2 separate regions of the Homo sapiens genome follow, and region 1 is linked to region 2. The links are chromatin loops, found by intact Hi-C in ENCODE. Cell type or tissue: heart right ventricle. All regions are shown on one strand. Each heading gives the region's core, and the rest is flanking DNA. Links, peaks and the distances in the headings are about the cores only. Region 1 overlaps MEF2A (myocyte enhancer factor 2A). Region 2 overlaps MEF2A (myocyte enhancer factor 2A).

Region 1 (5,385 bases), core at 71-5,070, 50 kb after region 2:
TTTGTTAGAGCTGTTGAAAATGATGAGTGCTATTTCACAGTCACAGAGCACACTAAGTTCATAGGCTTTCTTCATTAATCCAAACTTTCTCTTTGTAAAAGTGACCTAAACAATAAAAAAGGTATATTTTTATTAAAAGCATTAGTAGTACTTGAATATGGGCTATCTGAAGATGAATCTTCTTCTTAATACTGAGCCAGATTTCAAAGATGGAAAAGGTTCCCAGCTTTGTCCTCCATATGAGCCTTCCCTCTCCTGTTGTGCTACAGTCCTACATTTGTTTTGTATATGCCAAGTTCTCCGACAGAGCTGTCTCCTGGGGAAGTATTTCCTTATCCTTGGCTGCCACTCCACTACAGAGGGTGAAGCACCACAGAAGGAACAGTTGATCAGTGTTCCCTTATCATTCAGTTAAAATTGTTACCATCAGAAACCCCAAATCCCAGCCAGGTAATGTAGCATCAGCCAGACTTTGATCCCTAAACAACTAAATACATCCACTAATCTGAAGTATTTCTCCTCCCTCTCAAGCCCTTCTCTATTGTACCCACTGAAATTCACAGTCTGGGATCAGCAAATTCCCCAAAGTCCTCAAATTCTTCTTTAACTGTTTCTTTCTTTAACTGAAACCTGTTACCTGAAATCCTCTCTAACAGAGACCCCCCCAAAAAATTTTTTTATTTACACCCTTTATATTGACTGAAGGCCCTAAAAGAGATGTCTTTTTATGCTCTGTATTCTCTCTTCGACACTACTTTTCTTTCCCTCCCCTTCAAAAACTTCAAATACTCTGAAGCTCATGCCATACAAAAATTATACCACCCAACAACCCTCCTTGGGGTGAGCAAGAGTTACCCTTGATCCCTCTTCTTCTAATACGGGATGGGAAAGGAATGCAAGGGAACTCTCTTTACTTTCTGCTCAATGCTGTTGTGAACCTAAAACTTCTCTAAAACATAAAGTCTGTTTAAAAAACAGTTTTTGAAAGGTCAGTAAGAATATACTTTTGAATAATCTTTGGAATTGTGCAACAACATAAAGTTCAGCAATTTTCCCCATGGATACCTATCATACGATTTTCTTCCTATAAACTTTAACTACTGGCCTAGACTTAAAATCAGTTATTGCAGTAGCTATTAAAGAAGTAGAGGATCTCCAGTATCATGAAAAGCAATTACTACCACTAGAAATTTTTTTCACGGGCATGACTTTAATATCCTCTTTCATTACAGATACAATACGTACATGTAAAAGCAAAACAACAACAAAATTCATTTCACATGTACAATTCAATGATGTTTCTGTATTTTTTCAGTCTATTTCCTATGTAGCATGATAAAATTAAACAGTGGTATAGTAGTTCAATGGTTTTCACTAAATTTAAGCAGAGTATCTGTTTTCTCCCTATAGTAACACCAAATGCATTTAACATCTACTCATCTTAGCATTTAATCACCTTAATCCCTCTTAATTTTATGTAGATCTAATCTCTTTAACAGTCTCAAAACCTTATGTTTTCTCTGTATTTGTCAAGTGCACAAAGCACAATACTCCACGTATTATATGACCGCTCAAATATTCTGTTAGCTAGTAAACTGAATGAAAATAGAGTTGAGAAGGTTCTTTAAATATTCATTTAACAAGAAAATTTAACTAGCCAATACCATCTAGTCTGTTCATGATACATATTTACATGTAAATTGTGTCATATACCCAAATCACCTTTTATGAATCATCTTTGAATACTGGTCTATATTTGATACTTTAAAATTCTCAGCAGGGCACGGTGGCTCACGCCCGTAATCCCAGCACTTTGGGAGGCTGAGGCAGGCGAATCACGAGCTCAGGAGATGGAGACCATCTTGGCTAACACTACGAAACCCCGTCTCTACTAAAAACACAAAAAATTAGCCGGGCGTGGTGGTGGGCGCCTGTAGTCCCACCTACTCGGCAGGCTGAGGCAGGAGAATGGCATGAACACTGGAGGCAGAGCTTGCAGTGAGCCGAGATCGCACCACTGCACTCCAGCCTGGGCGACAGAGCGAGACTCCATCTCAAAAAAAAAAAAAAAAATTCTCAATATAAAACAGAAATTACAAGTAGAAAAACCTCCGCATCTGTTGATGTACTTGTTTTTACAAATACATTTGGGAACAAACAAAAACAAAATAGAATACAATGGAGGAAAGCAATAAGGAAAGGAATGAAAAATACTATCACTTATGACATGAGTATATGCCTAGAAGATTAGATTATAACAAAATATAACAAGTCACAAAGCAAGAAAACAAGCTGTTAAGAGTACATTTTCCCTTGATTTTAGTGTTTTCAGTTCAAAGTAAGTTTTTGGTTGTCATACAGAGATTTTCCTTCTACATACTAGCTTTCTAAGACATCTAAAAGTGAAAAATCAGTAAAAGCCAACTAATTAGTAGAGTGTTAATTAGTATTTTACAATACAGCCACGTTTCAGTTCATAAATTTGACATGAAAGAGGTAACGTAATCTAAAATTAGGCTACAGAATACTAACTACATAATTAAAACTCAAGACTCAACTTTATTATTCTAAGACAATATTTTTAAACTGATTTCAATTACATTAAAATGATGTAAATTCTTTATATTAACTTCAAAAGAAATCACAAAAGTTAGTTTTAAATTCAAAATGGAATAAAGTCATGTTTACTCCTCTCTACTCCTCTAAAAACATGGACACATACATACATACACATACATAATACTAAAAAAGAGACTGGGTTTTCTTCAAGGAAAGTAAGAATCCCTAACTACAAATTTTCATCTGCCAGATTTGGTGAAATTTAGAAGAAAATGAAAGTGGATTCAGAGAATTCACACTGAGTTCTTCACAAAAGTGGCAGTGTCCTCTGAGAGGATCCTCTGATTAGTGCTACAAGATTCACAAGTATCAGAAGCCCATGAAATAAGTGAAGAATCTTGTTCTAAATGTAGAATGCCAGGGAAGGTGAAACCAAAATAAATAAAGAAAATAATTTTATAGGAAAGCTATTTCTGTTAACTCATACTTAATATAATTGCCAAAAACTGTCAGAGATAACAGATCTAAAATGTGAGCTGGTATGGCTCGGAAATGAATGAGAAGAGAAAAAAAATCAAATCATAACAGAGATTTTTAGCACAATAATGAAAATCAAAGAATCAAAACAGAAAACTAAAATGAATAGAAAAAAGTTGTTTGTATTGTTGACAGATAATGAAGATACCAAAAAAGCCCAGAGCATTTAGCAAAGGAAAAATATTTATTAAAAAATAAAATACAGAAAGGCATACAATCTCTCAAAAAAGTGATAAGGAATAATCAAATTCATGGCATATTCAGATTAAGTTACTGAATGTCAAGGTCAAAGAAAGAATACCATGTACACCAAGGAAGGAAGTGAGTGACTTTTAAGAAGGGAAAAAACTCAGTCTGGTGTTAGAATTCTGGCAACATTCAAAGTCAGAAGACCAAATCTCTACGATGTTCTGGGGAAAAGAAATAGGGCCTATACCTAGAACGTTAGACCTAGCCAAGTCAGACTTCAAGTATAAAGACAATAAACATTTTCAAACATAAAAAAACTCAGGAAGTATAACACCTACAAGCCCTTGTTAGGGGCAAAAAAACCAACAAGCATTACTTGCTGAAAAAACAAAAACAAACAAACAAAAAAAACCAGTCATCTGAGTAGAACATAAGTTGAAAAAAGTTCAATGCTGCACGCTCAGCTTCTAAAACAAAGCTACTGTGTGGCAGTGAGGCGGTGCTAAACAAATTTGTTGAATAAATCTGTAAAGGAATAATGAAGAAAAAGTGAGAAACCCCAGAGGGTATGCTGGAAAATGTACGGGGTCAGGGATGTGGAGGCTTGTAGCCTGGAGAAGAAATCGGCCAGTGGGATTATGAGAAGACAAATTTTTTAAGACAGAGTCTCACTCTGTCGCCCAGGCTGGAGTGCAAGTGGCACGATCTCGACTCACTGCAAGCTCCGCCTCCCGAGTTCATGCCGTTCTCCTGCCTCAGCCTCCCGAGTAGCTGGGACTACAGGCACCTGCCACCACGCCTGGCTAATTTTTTGTATTTTTTAGTAGAGACAGGTTTCACCGTGTTAGCCAGGATGGTCTCGATCTCCTGACCTCGTGATCCGCCCGCCTCGGCCTCCCAAAGTGCTGGGATTACAGGTGTGAGCCAACGCGCCCGGCCGAGAAGACAAATTTTTAAAACAGCAGTTTGGGTTCAGCTTGTGCTTCTCACCTCCGCTGCCTGGAACACTCAATGCCTGCTACATCACAAGAGAACTGGCAGCCATGCTGATGCAGACAGACGCCCTCCAGAATGAAACCTGGGCAGTACAAAAGCTCTGCTGGAGATAGGAGTTGAAGACATCAGGTAGAAACTGACTAACCTCTGGCAGGGTGACTTCTCAACCATTCTTACTCAGAACCTCCACGTTTGGTGGATTGCCAGGTAGATGAAATATCTTCTTCCGATGTCCTCTTCCCTGGGGGGCTCTGTGTGGAGCTGCAATCAGAGTTCTTTGCGGACACTATGGCTTTTTCGACGGCTGGGACCCGCTAACCCATTTATATGATCGACTGGGATCACGCAAACTAGTGCAAATACGTGCGAGATCACAGGGAATAAACATCAACTAGACTGGTGGGTTAAGAGATGGATCAAACTAGATAAAAAACCAATATGCAGCCTCTCATACTATCTATAAAAGACATACCTAAAACATAAGGAAACAGTAAGGTTGAAAGATAACACAGAGTTTCAGACCTCCAAGAAAACACTGGCTGGGCGCCGTGGCTCACACTATAATCCCAGCACTTTGGGAGGGCCAGGTGGGAGGATCACTTGAGCTCAGGAGTTCAAGACCAGTCTGGGCAACATGGTGAGACCTCACCTCTGCAAAAAGTACAAAAATTAGCCAGGCATGGTGCGCATACCCATGTTACTCTGGAGGCTGAAGCAGGAGGATTGCTTGAGCACAGGAGGTCAAGGCTGCAGTGAGCCATGATCATGCCAATGCACTCTGGCCTGGGTGACAGAGCAAGACCCTGTCTCAAAAAAAAAAAAAAAGAAAAGAAAGAAAAGAGGGGAGGGGAGAAAGGGAGTGAAGGAGGGAGAGAGGGAGGAAGGAAGGAAAAGAAAAAAAGAAAAGGAAAGGAAGAAATATGTAGCTATATCAAGGTGAGGTAAGGTAGATTTAAGACAAACATGCCTTACTGAGGATAAAGATGGTCAATATGTATTGCAAAATTTGCCAAGAAGGTACATCACCTCTAAATATGTGCAAGCCTAACGAAATAGTCCCAAAATGTATAAAACAGTATTATTAAATCAATAAAATATACAGAG
Region 2 (5,385 bases), core at 260-5,259:
CAAAGTGCTGGGATTACAGGCATGAGCCACCACATTGCTTTTTAAGAAACACACACACACACACACACACACACACAAATCTGACAATCTTTTAACTGACGCTTTCTCACCACATTCAATGTGATTACTTATATGACTGGATTAAAAGCTACCATTATCTTGCTTTTTGTCTTCTTTTCTCCCATTTCTTGGGCTACTTAGTAGAGCATTTTTTATATTTCTATTTTATCTCTTCTACTGACTTATTTATACTTCTTTAAAATTTTCTTCTGTAGTTGCACTAGGGTTTATAATATACACCTTTAGTTACCTTGAGTTCATCTTCAAATAATATTTACATCATGTGTAGAGTCAATTCCTCCCTCCCATCTTTTGTTGTCATATATTTTATTTTTACATGTGCTACAGAAACAAAATACAGTTACTATTTTTGCCTTACATAGTCAGATACCTTTTGGAGCAATTAAAAAGAGGGAAAGCACTCGGATCTTGGTTTCTTTCATTCTCCATAAAAATAATGTTCCTTGGAGAAATGCCTGATTCTAGGACTGGGGCAGAAAATACACAAGATAAGCCTAGAATATATTATAGTGCCGGAAAATAAAAAAGCGCCTGCTCCCCCTGAAAAAAAAAAAACCCACAAAAATAAGGATATATCAAAGGGACATAGGAATCAAGTAGATAGCCCTCAAAAGCTGAAGCTAGAACAAAGCAACAGAAAAACGTGGTATTGTATTATAAACCAAAGTATTAAAATAAATGCCCACGAGTCCATATTGATAGAAATAAATGGTTGAATAAATGAGAGAGAAGAGATAAATCTCCCGTGCAGAAGAATTCCAAATAATTTATGTAGATATCCTTCTCTTAAGAAAGTGAAGCCTTAACTCCCCACTCCTTAAAAGTGTGGGCTGAACATGGTAATTTCCTACCCAAAGGCTACAGTATGAAAAGCGGGAGAAAGAGTAACTTCACAGAAAAGAAACCTGGTAAATACCTGTTAAACATCAGCCAGGTGACCAAATGAACATCAGCAATAGTTATGACGATACAGGTTGGTCATCCCAAATCTGAAAATCTGAAATCTGAAATGCTCCAAGATCTAAAACCTGTTGAGCACCAACATGACACTCGCATGTAGTACTCATTGGATCATTTTGGATTTCAGATTTTTGGATTTGGGATGTTCTACTTATTAGTATAAGGGAAATATTCCAAAACTTGAAAAAATCTGAAATCTGGAATACTTCTGGTCCTGAGTATCAGATAAGGGATAATAAATGTAGTAGGCACTCTTGATATGATGTGATGAAAACGGCATCTTAATTCTATGGCCTACCTCAGTCAAACCAACAACCACAGTATAAGCATGAGAAAAACATCAGACAAATCTTAACTAGAGACATTCTATAAAAATACCTGACTAGTACTCCTCAAAACTGTCAAGGTCATTAAAGCAAGGAAAGTCTTAGAAACTCTCACAGTCAAGAGGAGGCTAAAGAGACATGATTGCTAAATATAATGTGGTATCCTGGATTGGATCCTAGAATAGAAAAAGACACAAGGTTAAAAATAAGTAAATCTGAATAAATTGCGAATTTCAGTTAATAATAACGTATCAGTAGTGGTTCAATAGTTGTGACAAATACACCATACTAATGTTAATAGAAAAAATGATGTGTGGGGTGTATGAAAACTTCCTGTACTATGTTTGCAATCTTTCTATAAATCTAAAATTGTTCTAAAAATAAAACGTTTATAAAATGCAGGGAAAACCAGAGTTTACTTATTTTATCTTCATTTATTCCATTTCCACTGTTCATTTCTTTGTGTAGACTCGAGTTTTTGCTGGGATCACAGTCCTGCTGAAGGGCTTCCTTTAACATTTCTTGTAGAGCAGGTCTGCTGGCAATAAATTCCCATGACTTTTGTTTGAGGAAATCTTCATTTCTCAAAGATATTTTTGGTGGGTAGAGAATTTTGGGGTGAGGAATTTTTAAAAAATTTCAGCACATTAAATAATGTTACTCCCTTTTTCTCGCTTGAATAGTTTAGTTTGTGAAGAAAAAAGTATGTTACTAATCCTTATCTTTGTTTTTCTGTAATGTATCTCTAAGATTTTTCTCTTGATCTTTTGCTTTTAGCAGTCTAGGAGTGAGAGTGTGTGTGCGTGCATACATCTGTGTGTGTGTGTGCATGCGTGCATGTGTGTGTTGGCAGTAGTAATTATCCTACTTGGTACTGGTTATTATTTAAAATATTACTCCTAATCTGTTCTCTCTTCTCTTTTTGGAAGTCCAATTATAAATATGTTATACCATTTGATAATGGTGCATAGCTCTTGGATACTTAATTCTGTTTATTTTGTCTTGTTTTCACTCTTCTTTCTCTTTGTATTTCAGCATGGGTAATTCCTACTAATAGACCTACAGGTTTTTCCCTCCTGCTAAGCTATTAGTGCAAGAATCGAGTTAATTTCATTAGAAGCTGGACTGGGTTTGAGCCTTACTGTTGCTCTGGTTACCATCAGGGCACCTACCACAAGCTTCATATCCCTCTGGGGGTGGGGATCTGCATGCCAGGTTTTCCCCTAGTGCCTGCTCCACTCTCAGCTTTAAGTCATCCCCTCTCTTGTTGTGCCTCAGGCTGTGGCCTTCTCAGTCATCCTGCCACTCTCCTGGCATCGCTCCATACCGAGCATGTCTTCCTGTTCCTTCACCACTGGTTGAGATATTTTGCCTTTTCCATTAAACAGGATTTCAACAGTGCCCTAAGAGTGATAATGTTTGTTGTTCGTCTTCTCAGAGATTAAAGCTTTTGTTTCATATTAGAGAAAGAAGACAAAAAGATCCTGGCAAAACTTTTTGCCCCTAGTGTAGTGGCTACTCTTCCCCTCTCCCAGTTGTGTACCACAGCGAGACCTTTTCAGGAGCTTCTGAGCACCCCATGGGATTCACGGAGTAAAAAAGTATACAAGAGAACACAGACTCACCCTGTGTTATACTGCGGCCCCCAGGAGTTTCACACAGTTCTGTCAGTGTACACCTGGCCTCCAGCAATTCACCAATCACCCTAGCTTAACTCTTACCATCTGTGTCTTGTCTAATGCTCAAATGTCAACTCTCCTTACAGTGTCTTTGACTCTGGAGTATCTGGGCCAGTTGGTTGCCGTGAAATCTCAGCACTATAATGAGTTCAAGGAAAACTATGAACTTTCTGTATATCCAAGTTTTTTTAATTGTGAGGCTGGGAGTGACTGTTTCCAGATTTCTGTATAACCAGATAAAAAAGTACTTGTTTTTTGACCTGGACTGTAAGACTTAGAGATTTGGTCCTAGCTCTATTTTGAACTATCTTGGACAAGTAATAACCTTTAACTCAGTTTCCACATCTCTACCTTGCAATGACACAGGCTAATTGAGAATTAAATGAGACAATATACACATGAAGGTGCTATGGAATCTATAAAGCATTATACCAAAGTGGAATTATTATCTAAGCCTGACAGCATCACTTTCACTTAGCAAAAACTCTAATGGTGAGTTTAGCAACTGCTCAGCAGAGAGAACACCTGGCATATCATTTAGTATGGTAGTAGTCAAACAGTTGCTAAACTAAGAAGTTTTAAAACTTGATTATATATTCTAGTTTTTTTTCTACAGGAAGCTAAGGGCGATAAATAGATTCTCCTGTTCTTTACAAACAGACTTAAGACTCAAAAACAAATGAGACTAGAACCCTAAAGCCGTCATCAAGGAGTGGAATAGAGGCTACCTGCATTCTTTATACAGTTAAATAGGTTATTTGAGAAGGAATAAGCAAATAAAATTAATTGGAGAATAACTCACTCAAGTTTGTGTGCTTTCTTCCCTATCCTACAATAGTTCTGTGGTATGCAGAATTTTTTCTTTTTTTTTTCTTGAGACAGAGTCTTGCTCTGTCACCCAGGCTGGAGTGCAGTGGTGTGATCTCGGCTCACTGCAACCTCCACCTCTTGGGTTCAAACGATTCTCCTGCCTCAGCCTCCTGAGTAGCTGGGATTACAGGCACGCGCCACCACGCCCGGCTAATTTTCGTATTTTTAGTAGAGATGGGGTTTCACCATGTTGGCCAGGCTGGTCTTGAACTCCTGACCTCAGGTGATCCGCCCGCCCTGGCATCCCAAAGTGCTGGGATTACAGGTGTGAGCCACTGTACCCTGCCTGGTATGTAGAATTTTCTAACAAATAGTTTAGTGCTTCTCTCACAGAAAAGCATGTTTAATTGATTAATGAAAGTATACAAAGTACAGAGAATAAATAAGTCATGGTTAATGCTTCTAGCCTGGTAAAATTAAAATTAAACATAATAATCTCTCTGTATTTTACTTTTTAAAAACTCATTCGAGGGGTTTCCTCTTTGTTTGAATCCCCCCTCCCTCTGTCTCTGTTGGAGGGAGCTGTTTTCTCCTTCCTTCCTTCCTTCTTTCTTGGCTACTAAATTTCACTCCTTAAAACGACTCAAAAAAAAAAAAAAAAACCTGATTCGAAAGGTGTTACATATTAATGGGGTACATGTGAATATTTGTTACATTCATAGAATGCGTAATGATCCAGGTCAGGGTGTTTGGGGCATCTATTACCTTGAGTATTTATCCTTTCTATTTGTTGGGAACATTTCAAGTCCTCTTTTCTAGCTACTCTGAAATATACTCCATCTGCAATGTTGCTAACTATAGTCACCCTTCTCTCCTATCAAATACAGGGGTATATTTATTGTATCTAAGTGTATGTTTTTACCCACGAATCAACCGCTCTTCATCCCGTCTCCCACCCACACACCCTTCCCAGCCTCTGCTATCATTCTATTCTCTATCTCCACAAGACCAATTTTTTTAGGTCCCACATGAGTGAGACCTTGCAGTATCTATCTTTCTATGCCTGGCTTATTTCACTTAACACAATAACCTCCAGTTCCAACCACGTTCGTATTTAGCTTTAATTTTAAGTAACTGTTAAGCAAATTTCCATAATCTGATTTTTGTGTATTTGAAATAGACTTGTCTCTTCAAATACTAATTTTGAATGGAAATATTTATTAGGAATAGGTGTAGATTCTACGGTGGCACAGAAAATTCCAAAGGAAGCTACAGATTGACTATGTATAAAATATGTGTTTTAAAGAATGAAGTTGAAGAAAGGTTCAACTTACTAGTGGAGGCATCATGCCCTTGCTTGAAGGGGGGATGACAACTCGAAGATCTGGTTTCCTACTGTTCATTCCAAGATTACCACCACCTGGTGGAGGGGGAGACTTTGTAGGCATGACTTTGCCTAAGCTATTTGCACCAGTAGCTCCAATCAAATTTGGAGAAGCTCTTGAGTTTACAAATCCATTCCCTGGGGG

What was found. Hi-C counts contacts between places; a loop is a spot of excess contacts. Peaks named below come from ENCODE experiments on the same cell type or tissue, not always from the same donor. Only the 100,000 strongest peaks of a DNase experiment are listed, where the experiment ranks them.
Region 1: a loop joins it to region 2, with 6 times the contacts of the local background. A loop is called at or near these places in 2 of 110 quality-filtered maps.

The regions. Positions count from the first base shown.
Region 1 is chr15:99,640,281-99,645,665 of GRCh38, reverse strand. It overlaps MEF2A (myocyte enhancer factor 2A), which reads right to left. Exons shown (of 12, transcript NM_001319206.4): 4 at 1-105. Among named protein-coding and RNA genes, the nearest start is that of MEF2A, 77 kb to the right of the region's middle. In heart right ventricle, for the core only: no CTCF peak of the experiment used is centred there; no DNase peak of the experiment used is centred there; H3K27ac peaks cover 1,683 bases.
Region 2 is chr15:99,690,234-99,695,618 of GRCh38, reverse strand. It overlaps MEF2A (myocyte enhancer factor 2A), which reads right to left. Exons shown (of 12, transcript NM_001319206.4): 8 at 5,191-5,378. Among named protein-coding and RNA genes, the nearest start is that of LYSMD4, 41 kb to the left of the region's middle. In heart right ventricle, for the core only: no CTCF peak of the experiment used is centred there; no DNase peak of the experiment used is centred there; H3K27ac peaks cover 2,351 bases.